Linked DNA regions of Homo sapiens: region 2 is linked to region 1. A link is an interaction called in ENCODE POLR2A ChIA-PET data of the cell type or tissue named here. Cell type or tissue: Caco-2. All regions are shown on one strand. Each heading gives the region's core, and the rest is flanking DNA. Links, peaks and the distances in the headings are about the cores only.

What was found. Peaks named below come from ENCODE experiments on the same cell type or tissue, not always from the same donor. Only the 100,000 strongest peaks of a DNase experiment are listed, where the experiment ranks them.
Region 2: POLR2A ChIA-PET joins it to region 1 with 11 read pairs; 10 of 35 experiments call an interaction of 5 or more read pairs at or near these places.

What each region holds. Positions count from the first base shown.
Region 1 is chr22:40,912,678-40,918,411 of GRCh38, reverse strand. It overlaps XPNPEP3 (X-prolyl aminopeptidase 3), which reads right to left. Exons shown (of 10, transcript NM_022098.4): 7 at 4,088-4,173. It overlaps LOC124905157 (small nucleolar RNA U13), which reads right to left and starts at 3,533; the gene lies at 3,430-3,533. It also overlaps the pseudogene RNU6-379P. In Caco-2, for the core only: no CTCF peak of the experiment used is centred there; a DNase peak (open chromatin) is centred at 2,781.
Region 2 is chr22:40,860,482-40,865,848 of GRCh38, reverse strand. All of the region lies in intron 1 of XPNPEP3 (X-prolyl aminopeptidase 3), which reads right to left. DNAJB7 (DnaJ heat shock protein family (Hsp40) member B7) reads left to right here and starts at 3,736. Exons shown (of 1, transcript NM_145174.2): 1 at 3,736-5,367. The coding sequence starts at 3,855. The coding sequence ends at 4,784. In Caco-2, for the core only: no CTCF peak of the experiment used is centred there; no DNase peak of the experiment used is centred there.

The sequences.
Region 1 (5,734 bases), core at 390-5,389:
GCGTGAGCCACTGCACCTGGCCTAACTTTTTTATTTTGGAGACAGGGCCTTGCTCTGTTACCTAGGCTAGAGCACAGTGATGTGATCATAGTTCACCGTAACCAAAAATTTCAGGGGTCAAGTGATTTTGCCACCTCAGCATCCTAAGTAGCTGGGATTACAGGTGTGCGCCACCATAGTTGGCCAATTTTTTGTATTTTTTGTAGATATAGAGGTCTTGCTGTGTTGCCCAGACTGGTTTTGAACTCCTGGCCTCAACTGATCCTCCTGCGTCAGCCTCCCAAAACACTGGGATTACCAGTGTGAGCCACCATGCTAGCCATATCAGTTTATAGTCAGTTAATTGTGATTTTTTTTATTTGTGTGTACTGTTATTTACAGATTTTTTTTTTTTTTTTTTTTAGACAGAGTCTCACTCTGCTGCCTAGGCTGGAGTGTAGTAGTGCAGTCACAGCTCACTGCAGCCTCAACTTCCTGGGCTCAGGTGATCCTCCCACTTTAGTCTCTCTAGTAGCTGGGACTACAGGCCTGTGACACCATATCCAGCTATTTTTTTCTTTCATGATTATATATGGAATGCTTCACAAATTTGCATGTCATCCTTGCACAGGGGCCATGCTAATTTCTGTATTGTTCCAATTTTAGTATATGTGCTGCTGAAGGAAGCACTTTTAATGTTTTTTTGTAGAGATTGGGTTTTGCCATGTTGCCCAGGCTGGTCTGGAACTCCTGGGCTCAAGTCATCTGCTCGCCTTGGCCTCCCAAAGTGCTGGGATTACAGGATGAACCATAATGCCTGACCGAATTTATCATTTTTATTGATATATAATTCACTTATCATAAAATTCCTTCACTTAAAAAAGTGTACAATTCAGTGGTTTTAAGTATATTCACAATGTTGTACAATCATCACCACTACTAATTCTAGAAAATTTTCATTACCATCTCCTCCCAAATCTTGTATCTGTTAGCAGTCACTCCCTATTCCTTGTGTTTTTTAAAAATTTTAATTAAATTGTTTCCTTTTTTTACAGATGGGGTCTTGCTCTGTTGCCCAGGCTGGTGTGTACTGGCTATTCACAAGCTTGTTCCCATTACTGATCAGTATGAGAGTTGTGACCTGCTCTGTTTCTGACCTGGGCCAGTTCAGCCCTCCTTAGGTAATGTGCAAAAACCTCTAACTGGTTGCAGACACCTGATCAACATAGTGGACTGCAGCTTAGAACTCTTGGACTCAAGTGATCCTCCTGCCTCAGCCTCCTGAGTAGCTGAGACTATAGGTGCATGCCACTATGCTTGGTCATTGTGGGGTTTTTTTCTTTTTCTTTTTTTTTGCGACAGGGTCTGGCTCTGTCACCCAGGCTGGATTGCAATGGTGCAATCTTGGCTCACTGCAACCTCTGTCTCCTGGGCTCAAGCAATTCTCCCACCTCAGCCTCTTGAGTAGCTGGGACTACAGGCATGTGCCACCACGCCTGGCTAATTTTTTTGTAAAGACCAGGTTTCACTATGCTGCCCATGTTGGTCTTGAACTCCTGAGCTCAAGTGATCCTCCTGTCTTTCCTCCCAGTGTGCTGGGATTACATGAGGCACCTCGCCTGGCTGTCCTTTGTGTTTTAAAGATATTTTTATCACCCAAATATTCACCCCAAGATAATTTTCTTTGTGTTCATTTGTAATATATTTGATATAACTAAAATCTCTTTTAGTTAGTAGGCTCCTCCTCCACCTCTTTTCATTTCCTTGTAATTTATTTGTTAAAGAATCCAGGCTGCTTGACATACAGAGTTTATCAGTCTAGATTTTGGGCAGTTACAGACTGAATGTTTGTGAATTAGGAGGTAATTATTTTGAGGTAACAAATACTACCTAGTGTTTGGTTTTGTTAGCTAGTTGCTCTATGTTTATTTGACAATTTGGAAAGTTTGAAAAACTATCCTGCTGCTGCCATCTTCCCACAATCTCTGGTTCTTTTTTGTTTCTATTTCTCATTGAGATTCTCCATCTGTTTGCTCATTATGTCTACATCTTCCTTTAACTTATCTATAACAGCTACTTTAGAGTCTTTCTGCTAATTGGAACATTAGGATCATTTCTTTCTTTTTTTTTTTCCTTTGTTTGAGATGGAGTCTCACTCTGTCGCCCAAGCTGGAGTGCAGTGGTACAATCTCGGCTCACTGCAACCTCCCCTTTCCCGGTTCAAGCGATATTCCTGCCTCAGCCTCCCGAGTAGCTGGGATTACAGGTGCCCGCCACCACACTCAGCTAATTTTTGTATTTTTAGTAGAGACAGGGTTTCACATTTTGGCCAGGCTGGTCTTGAACTCCTGACTTCAAGTAATCTGCCCACCTCGGCCCCCCAAAGTGCTAGAATTACAGGCATGAGCCACTGCACCTGGCCAGGATTATTTCATTATCAGATTTTCTTGATTACAGGTCACAATTACCAGTTTCTTCTCATGTCTAGAAATTTTGTTAACTTGGATAGCTTCAAACTACAAACTCTGTTCTCACTGGGAAGCAACTAAAATCTCTGCTCAGTTTATTCTGCTTCTAGCTGCTCGTATTTTGCTGAGCCTCATGAGGCCTCCTCAGAACACATAGTTCAGTAATCAGCCAAGGATTTTTAAATATTCTGTATGCAGATTTTGGGGCTCAGAGTTTCCACAAGCCCTTCTCGTCAAGGATTTTCCTTCATCTTTCTGGCTATTCTGTCAGCACCTAAATCTATCATTTGATATCTTAAATCAATAAGGCTGTGGCTTTCTGCCGCCCAAGCTATGTGCATTGGGCAATGTCCTCAGGCAAAAAGCCCTTATCACCATTTTTATCCATTATAGTTTTTCTTTTTTTTTTTTTTCAGATAGAGTCTCACTCTGTCACCCAGGCTGGAGTGCAGAGTCCAATCTTAGCTCACTGCAACTTCCGTCCCCTGGGTTCAAGCGATTCTCCTGCCTTAGCCTCCCGAGTACCATTCCCAGGCTAATTTTTGTATTTTTAGTAGAGACAGGGTTTCACCATTTTGGTCAGGCTGGTCCTGAACTCCTGACCTCAGGTGCTCTGCCTGCCTTGGGCTCCCAAAGTCCTGGGATTACAGGTATGAGCCACCAGGCCTGGCCCATTATAGTTTTTTAAGAATGGACTTGTACTTGGCTAACACGGTGAAATCCCATCTCTACGAAAAATACAAAAAATTAGCCAGGCGTGGTGGTGGGTGCCTGTAGTCCCGCTACTCGGGAGGCTGAAGCAGGAGAATGATGTGAACCTGGGAGGTGGAGCTAGCAGTGAGCCGAGATCATGCCACTGCACTCCAGCCTGGGTGCCAGAGCGAGACTCCGTCTCAAAAAAAAAAAAAAAAAAAGAATGGACTTGTACAATTTCTGCCTATTTTTGAAAGCTCTCTGGTGCCTTTTATTTTGATTTTTTTCATGTCAGATGGGTAATGTGCTGACCTTGTAAGAAGGTTTGAGGGTAGCACATCTCATACCTGCACGTGAACACCCAATCATCACACTCATGAGCTACAAAGGGATCTCTAGTGCCTTTAAATAGTTATTTTTAATATTTTGTCCAGATTTTATAATTATTATCTATGGAGGATTAATCCAATCAAGCTTTCTACCATAACCTGAATATTACTTCTGTATTTTAAAAAATCAACTTTATTTTTTAAAAAATGTCTGTGAGTCAGGCATGGTGGCAATGTGCCTATAGTCCCAGCTACTTAAGAGGTCTGAGAAGAGAGGATCACTTCAGGACAGAGTTCGAGGCTGCAGTGAGCTATGATTTGGCCTGTGAATAGCCACTGCACCCCAGCCTGGATGACACAGCGAGACCCCGTCTCTTACCAAAAAAAAAAAAAAAAAAAAAAAAAAAAAAATCTTTGTTAGTTACCTAGGTGTTTCTATGTGCCTCATCCAGTGATATGATGAACAAAACAGTCTTAGAAAATAATAAGGAGCTTTGCAACCTAACTTGACCAGGAATGGACCTATAGTATTTCTTTAGTCATTCATTCCAAATATAGCCATATTCCAACTCATACTCCTAAGAAGCAGTGGGATACGTTACTCTGTAGAAGCCCTACCTGCCATTGACTGGCCACGTACGTGTGATGTCACTCACATAGCAGGAAGACTCACAACCTCCATCCAGAAGCACCATTTCCCCATCCTGGAACAAAGTAAGACAGGTTAAAGTGGATAAGCTCATGATTATAAGTTGTTTCTAGTAATCCAAAGTATGCCTTTCTTTTTTTTTTTTTTTTCTGAGACGGAGTTTCACTCTTGTTGCCCAGGTTGGAGTGCAATGGTGTGATCTCAGCTCACCACAACCTCCGCTTCCCGCGTTCAAGCGATTCTCCTGCCTCAGCCTCCGAGTAGCTGGGATTACAGGTGATTGCCACCACACCTGGCTAATTTTGTATTTTTAGTAGGGACGGGGTTTCTCCATGTTGGTCAGGATGTCTCAAACTCCCAACCTCAGGTGATCTGCCTGCCTCGGCCTCCCAAAGTGCGGGGATTACAGGCGTGAGCCACTGCACTTGGTCCTTTTTATTTTTTTAAAGCTCTAATTTAAAGGACACTAATTGCTGGTTTCTTCTATTTATCTACACAGCATCTAAACTTTTCAGATGTTTGAAACAGGGGGCATGTGAAAACAAAACAAATCTTTTCAGATGAATTCACCCTGCCACAAGAAAGTTGGCAATGCGTGGTGTTTCAGTGTATAGGCTTTGGAACCAGACTCCTTGGGACTGAATTACTAGGTGTAAACATTAGCACATCATAAATATCACTATTATCATTTTTTTTTAAGAAAAAAAAACCCATATGCCTTTGCTTTATGAAACAAGAGAAAAAAACAATCCTATATACGTTGGCATGCCAGTGGTATGCCGGGCCTTATTCAAACACAGCCACCCTTAAACACTTAACCTTGGAATATCACTTCCCTCTTTTTTTTTTTTTTTTTGAGACAGAGTCTTGCTCTGTTGCCCAGGCTGGAGTGCAGTGGTGTGATCTCAGCTCACTGCAACCTCCACCTCCTAGGTTCAAGTGATTCTCCTGCCTCAGCCTCTCAAGTAGCTGGGATTACAGGTGCCCGCCACCACACCTGGCTAACTATGTTGGCCAGGATGGTCTCGATCTCTTGATCTCATAATCCGCCTGCCTCGGCCTCCCAAAGTGCTGGAATTACAGGCATGAGCCACCGCGCCAGGCCCCACTTCCCCTTTTGCTCTCCATCATAATACATGTGGGGAAAGAAGAAAACTTTAAGTATATCTCTAACTTTCTAATTGTCATGTTATGCTGAAATTATCTCTCTATGCCCTTGAAGACAGAGTATATGTTATTCATATCTAAGTAAGTACAAAATTTGACAAACAGTAGAATAATGGGTAAATGATAACATACAGTAATGGCAACTTAAAATGATGGATGTGATTTTTCATTTTTGGCAAAAGATGGAATAAATTTCTGTTAGTAAACAACTAAATCCTGGATAAAATGTATTTTATGACATGTTGACTTTTTTTTTGAGATGGAGTCTTGCTCTATTGCCCAGAGCTGGAGTGCAGTGGCGCAACCTTGGCTCACTGCAATCTCTGCCTCCTGGGTTCCAGCGATTCTCCCGCCTCAGCCTCCTGAGTAGCTGGGACTACAGGCGCACGCTACAACGCCCAGCTAATTTTTGTATTTTTAGTAGAGATGGGGTTTCACCATGTTGGCCA
Region 2 (5,367 bases), core at 368-5,367, 53 kb after region 1:
AGTACAGTATTTAGTGCTGGGCATGGTGGCTCATGCTTGTAATCCCAGCACTTTGGGAGGCCGAGGCAGGCAGACAGATCACTTGAGGCCAGGAGTTCGGGACCAGCCTGGCCAACATGGCTAAACCCTGTCTCTACCCGCTGCCCCCCCGCCCCCCACAAAAAAAGAGTGTGGTATTTAGGAAGTTAAAAAACAAGTGTTTTAAGAAGTGGGGAGGACTATGCCAGGCGCAGTGGCTCACACCTGTAATCCCAGCACTTTGGGAGGCCGAGGCAAGTGGATCACCTGAGGTCGGGAGTTCGAGACCAGCCTGACCAACATGGAGAAACCCTGTCTCTACTAAAAATACAAAATTAGCCAGGCATGGTGGCACATGCCTGTAATCCCAGCTACTCGGGAGGCTGAAGCAGGAGAATGGCTTGAACCTGGGAAGTAGAGGTTGCAGTGAGCCGAGATCACACCACTGTACTCTAGCCTGGGCAACGAGAGTGAAACTCCATCTCAAAAAAAAAAAAAAAAAAAAGTGAGGAGGGCTCACAGTGTGGCAAGTGCTTCAAAATACAAGGAAGCCAAAAGGACAACCACTGGATATGGTAACATCAATCACTGGAGACCCTGGCGATTTTAGCAGAGTAAAGAAGACAGAAGACAGATTGGAGTATGCCAAGGAGGGAATAGGATGTAAGAAAGCAAAGACACTGAGACAATACTCTGGATAAGTTTTGTTGTGAAGAGGCAGAGAAAATGGCACAGCGGATGGCTGGGAGGCAAAGGATCAACAAAGAAGGGTATAACTGCAGAAACAAGTGCTCGTATTATAACTTTACACTCCACTGAAATTAGTTTTTTCAAACTATATGAATTTCTTAAGAGCAGAATTTCCTATTTTCTACCTTTTCTCTGTATCATAGTGTCAGAGGCGTTTGAACCAGAGCAACTCCATCTTCAGTAGGGGTTTGGTAAAATAAGGCTAAGACCTACTGGGCTACATTCCCAGTAAGTTAAGGCAGTCTTAATCACAGAATGAAATAGGAAGTCAGCACAAAATGCAGGACACAAAAACCCTGCTAATAAAACAGGTAGGTTATAGTAAAGAAGCTGACCAGCTGGGTGCGGTGGCTCATGCCTGTAATCCCAGCGCTTTGGGAGGCTGAGGCGGGCAGATCACCTGAGGTTGGGAGTTCGAGATCAGCCTGACCAACATGGAGAAACCCCCTCTCTACTAAAAATACAAAATTAGCCGGGCGTGGTGGTGCATGCCTGTAATCCCAGCTACTCAGCGGGCTGAGGCAGGAGAATGGCTTGAACCCGGGAGGTAGATGTTGCAGTGAGCCAAGACCCCACCATTGCACTCCAGCCTGGGCAATAAGAGCGAAACTCCACCTCAAATAATAATAATAGTAACAATAATAATGAAAATAAAATAAGTCCCTGTCAAATTTAGACACTGCGAACATCTTCTCCTAGACTGTCACCTTCCTGTGAGCTTTACCTGTGATGTTCTTAAAAAAAGGAGCTGGCCAAACCCCACTAAAACTAAGATGGCAATGACAGTAACCTCTGATTGTCCTCACTGCTACACTCCCACCAGCACCCCAAGAGTTTACAGATGCCATGGCAACGTCAGGAAGTTACCCTATATGGTCTGAAATGGGGAAGCATGAATAATCCACTTCCTGTTTAGGATATAATCAAGAAATAACCATAAAAATGGGCAACCAGCAGCCCTTGGGGCTGCTCTGCCTATGGAGTAGCCATTCTTTATTCCTTTACTTTCTTAATAAACTTGCTTTTACTTTACTCTGTGGATTCCACTGAAATTCTTTCTTGCACGAGATCCAAGAACCATCTCTTGGGGTCTGGATTGGGACCCCTTTCCGGTAACAGCAGGTTCTCAGTATCTGTTTGTGGAATGCCTAGAACCTAAACTCTTTAAGTCCTAGTCCGAGAAATGCAGTAGAGTGGAATGAGAACTTGAAATTAGACTCAAGTTTAAAAATCAGATTTTTCACTAACAAGCTATGTAGCCTTAGACAAATTACTTTCTCTCTCAGAACGTCTGTTTTCTTATGGGCATAAAATATTTATTTTGCTAGAGTGCTGTGTCAGTTAAATGAGCACTTGCTACAGTGTGACTCAGAGGGTACTCAAATAATTTTCGACATTATTGGTTATTATTTCCAGTGGTAGGCAAATTATAATCATGGGTAAGCCACACATAAGTACATGTAAGCACATACACTGGAGAGAATTTAAATTGAGTTTTAAGCATTTCACAATACCTCTAAAAAATGAGTATATATAAAAATGCAAAGCAAAAAAATATTCAGACCTGACAAATGGTCTTGAAAGACTAGAAGCATACACTACAGTTTTAGATTTCATTAGCGTATCATTTAACTGAGGGGTTATAAATGTGATGGAAAATAAAATAAACACAACATAGAGGAGGAAAAACAAAGATTACAGGGAATTTTCTCAGACAATAAAATGAGCCAGGTATAGAATATAAGACCTTTAAATTCGGGTCTAGACTACTGGTAGTTTATCCCCAAAGAAAATCACCTTTGGTCTGTTTCTAATTTGGCTCTCGAATTCTACTTTCCCATACATGACTGAATTTCCAAATAGTAGCCACTGATCCATTACAAATGTAAATCACATCATTAAACTTGCATATTCCCCACTCCCCACAAAGGCTTCCCACTGTACTTGAAATAAGTGCTAGCTTTATGTCCAACAGCCCCAACTGGCAACAACCAAAATGTCCATCAACATGGCCAGTGGCTACCATATTAGATCACTATGTGGCTGACTGTCATATAGGTCTCAGCAATAATGTCATCTCCTCAGAAGCCTTCTAAAACCAATCTAAAGTAGCGCTCTGCCCCCAGCACATTGCTATTTTTTTTGGAGCACATATCGCATTATCTTAAATTATTTTATTTGTTCTCCTATTTGTATTCTATTATAATGCAAGCACCAGGAAAACTGGTGTCTTTTGTTCAATACTGCTATCACCAGTGGCTAAAACGGTGCCTGGCACAAAGTAGACAATCAATAATTATACAGTGAATACATAAACACACAACTTTCCAAATCTTTAATTACATGTTTTACAGCAGTAAACCTTGGGTGGACAAAGATACTATAATCTCAAATGACTTACCACTGGCATGCAGAAAGTTAACATATCAGGCTACTTCCTCCAAGAGGCTTTCATTGACACCCCCAGCCTGAGCTGTCTCTCATATAATTGTTTAGCATCCAGTACTTCCTCTCATCATAACTATTATATTGTAACTAAGTTACTTGTTTGTATCTCCCTCTGAACTGTTTCTTGACTGAAATAAATATGTCAACTGTTTGAATACTTTCTTCACCCGTAAGTCAGTACTTCATTTTTCTAAACCAAAGCATAGAAGAGCTGGGAAGCAATTAAGGCGCAGTAATCTAGAGGTCATATTATGCAAGGGATATGCTGTGGCTATTAGCAACAGATTCCATTGGCTTATGAGGCACTGCCTGAAGCTTCCAGGGAAACATACAGGGGAAACAGTCCAGAGGATTCAGGATGGTCTGGTACGACTCTGGACTAGCTCTATTTGGAAGGTCCAGTCCCTACACTGACCCCAGAATGACACCATAATGCAGCCCTCTCTGACATATTTGTAACTCTGCTTGCCACATAATCAGTATCCTCATCTCTTAGCACATGGTAATAACATTGTCTTTAACATAAAAGTGTACCTATTTGCAGTCACTACCTCTATCACCACCACCAGCAGAGCCTGAGCTGAGGAAACCACGGTTCTCAATACCCAGCACACCCACTTCCAACTATCTGTTAAAACATGGTGGATTACTATGAAGTTCTAGGACTGCAAAGATATGCTTCACCTGAGGACATTAAAAAAGCTTATCATAAAGTGGCACTTAAATGGCACCCTGATAAAAATCCAGAAAATAAAGAAGAAGCAGAGAGAAAATTCAAAGAAGTAGCTGAGGCATACGAGGTATTATCAAATGATGAGAAACGGGACATTTATGATAAATATGGCACAGAAGGATTAAACGGAGGTGGAAGTCATTTTGATGATGAATGTGAGTACGGCTTCACATTCCATAAGCCAGATGATGTTTTTAAAGAAATTTTTCATGAAAGGGATCCATTTTCTTTTCACTTCTTTGAAGACTCGCTTGAGGACCTGTTAAATCGTCCAGGAAGCTCCTATGGAAACAGAAACAGAGATGCAGGATACTTTTTCTCCACTGCCAGTGAATATCCAATTTTTGAGAAATTTTCTTCATATGATACAGGATATACATCACAGGGTTCATTGGGGCATGAAGGCCTTACTTCTTTCTCTTCCCTGGCTTTTGATAATAGTGGGATGGACAACTACATATCTGTTACAACTTCAGACAAAATCGTTAATGGCAGAAATATTAATACAAAGAAAATTATTGAAAGTGATCAAGAAAGAGAAGCTGAAGATAATGGAGAGTTGACATTTTTTCTTGTAAATAGTGTGGCCAATGAAGAGGGCTTTGCAAAAGAATGCAGCTGGAGAACACAGTCATTCAACAACTATTCACCAAATTCTCACAGCTCCAAACATGTATCTCAATATACTTTCGTGGACAATGATGAGGGAGGTATATCTTGGGTTACCAGCAACAGAGATCCCCCTATTTTCTCAGCAGGAGTCAAAGAGGGTGGTAAGAGGAAAAAAAAGAAGCGTAAAGAGGTGCAAAAGAAGTCTACCAAAAGGAATTGTTAAATTGACTCTTCAAATATATAACATTTGAACACAATTGTGTGTGTTTTGGTTAATCACAAATTTTGTAGATAACACTTAATACTATACTAAGAGCTTTTCAACACTTTTAGCAGGATTGTGGACATTTGGTTAGTAGTTTTTTTGAATGGGTATGTCAGAAAAGGATGAGTTTGTGGTGACAGTTGGTGCTAATAAGAATTTGCCTGGGCAGTATAGTGAGATCTTTTCTCTACAAAAAATTTAAAAATTAGCCAAGTGTGGTGGTGTGCACCTGTAGTCCCAGCTACTCGGGAAGCTGGTAGAAAGACTGCTTGAGCCTGGAAGACATAGGTTGCAGTGTAATGGGATCACGCCACTGCACTCCAGCTTGGGTGACAAAGTAAGACCCTGTCTTAAAAAAAAAAAAAAGGAATTTGGAAAACTGCAATGAGTTTTTTACTTTTGAATTTTTCTTTAGTAGAGTTTATAGCCTATTTTTCTTTTTTCTAATTAAAACCACTATACAAACTTACGAAACATGCATAGCATTAGAAGACAAGAATGTATCAAGACACACAGGTTCAGACTACACAATTATTCATGA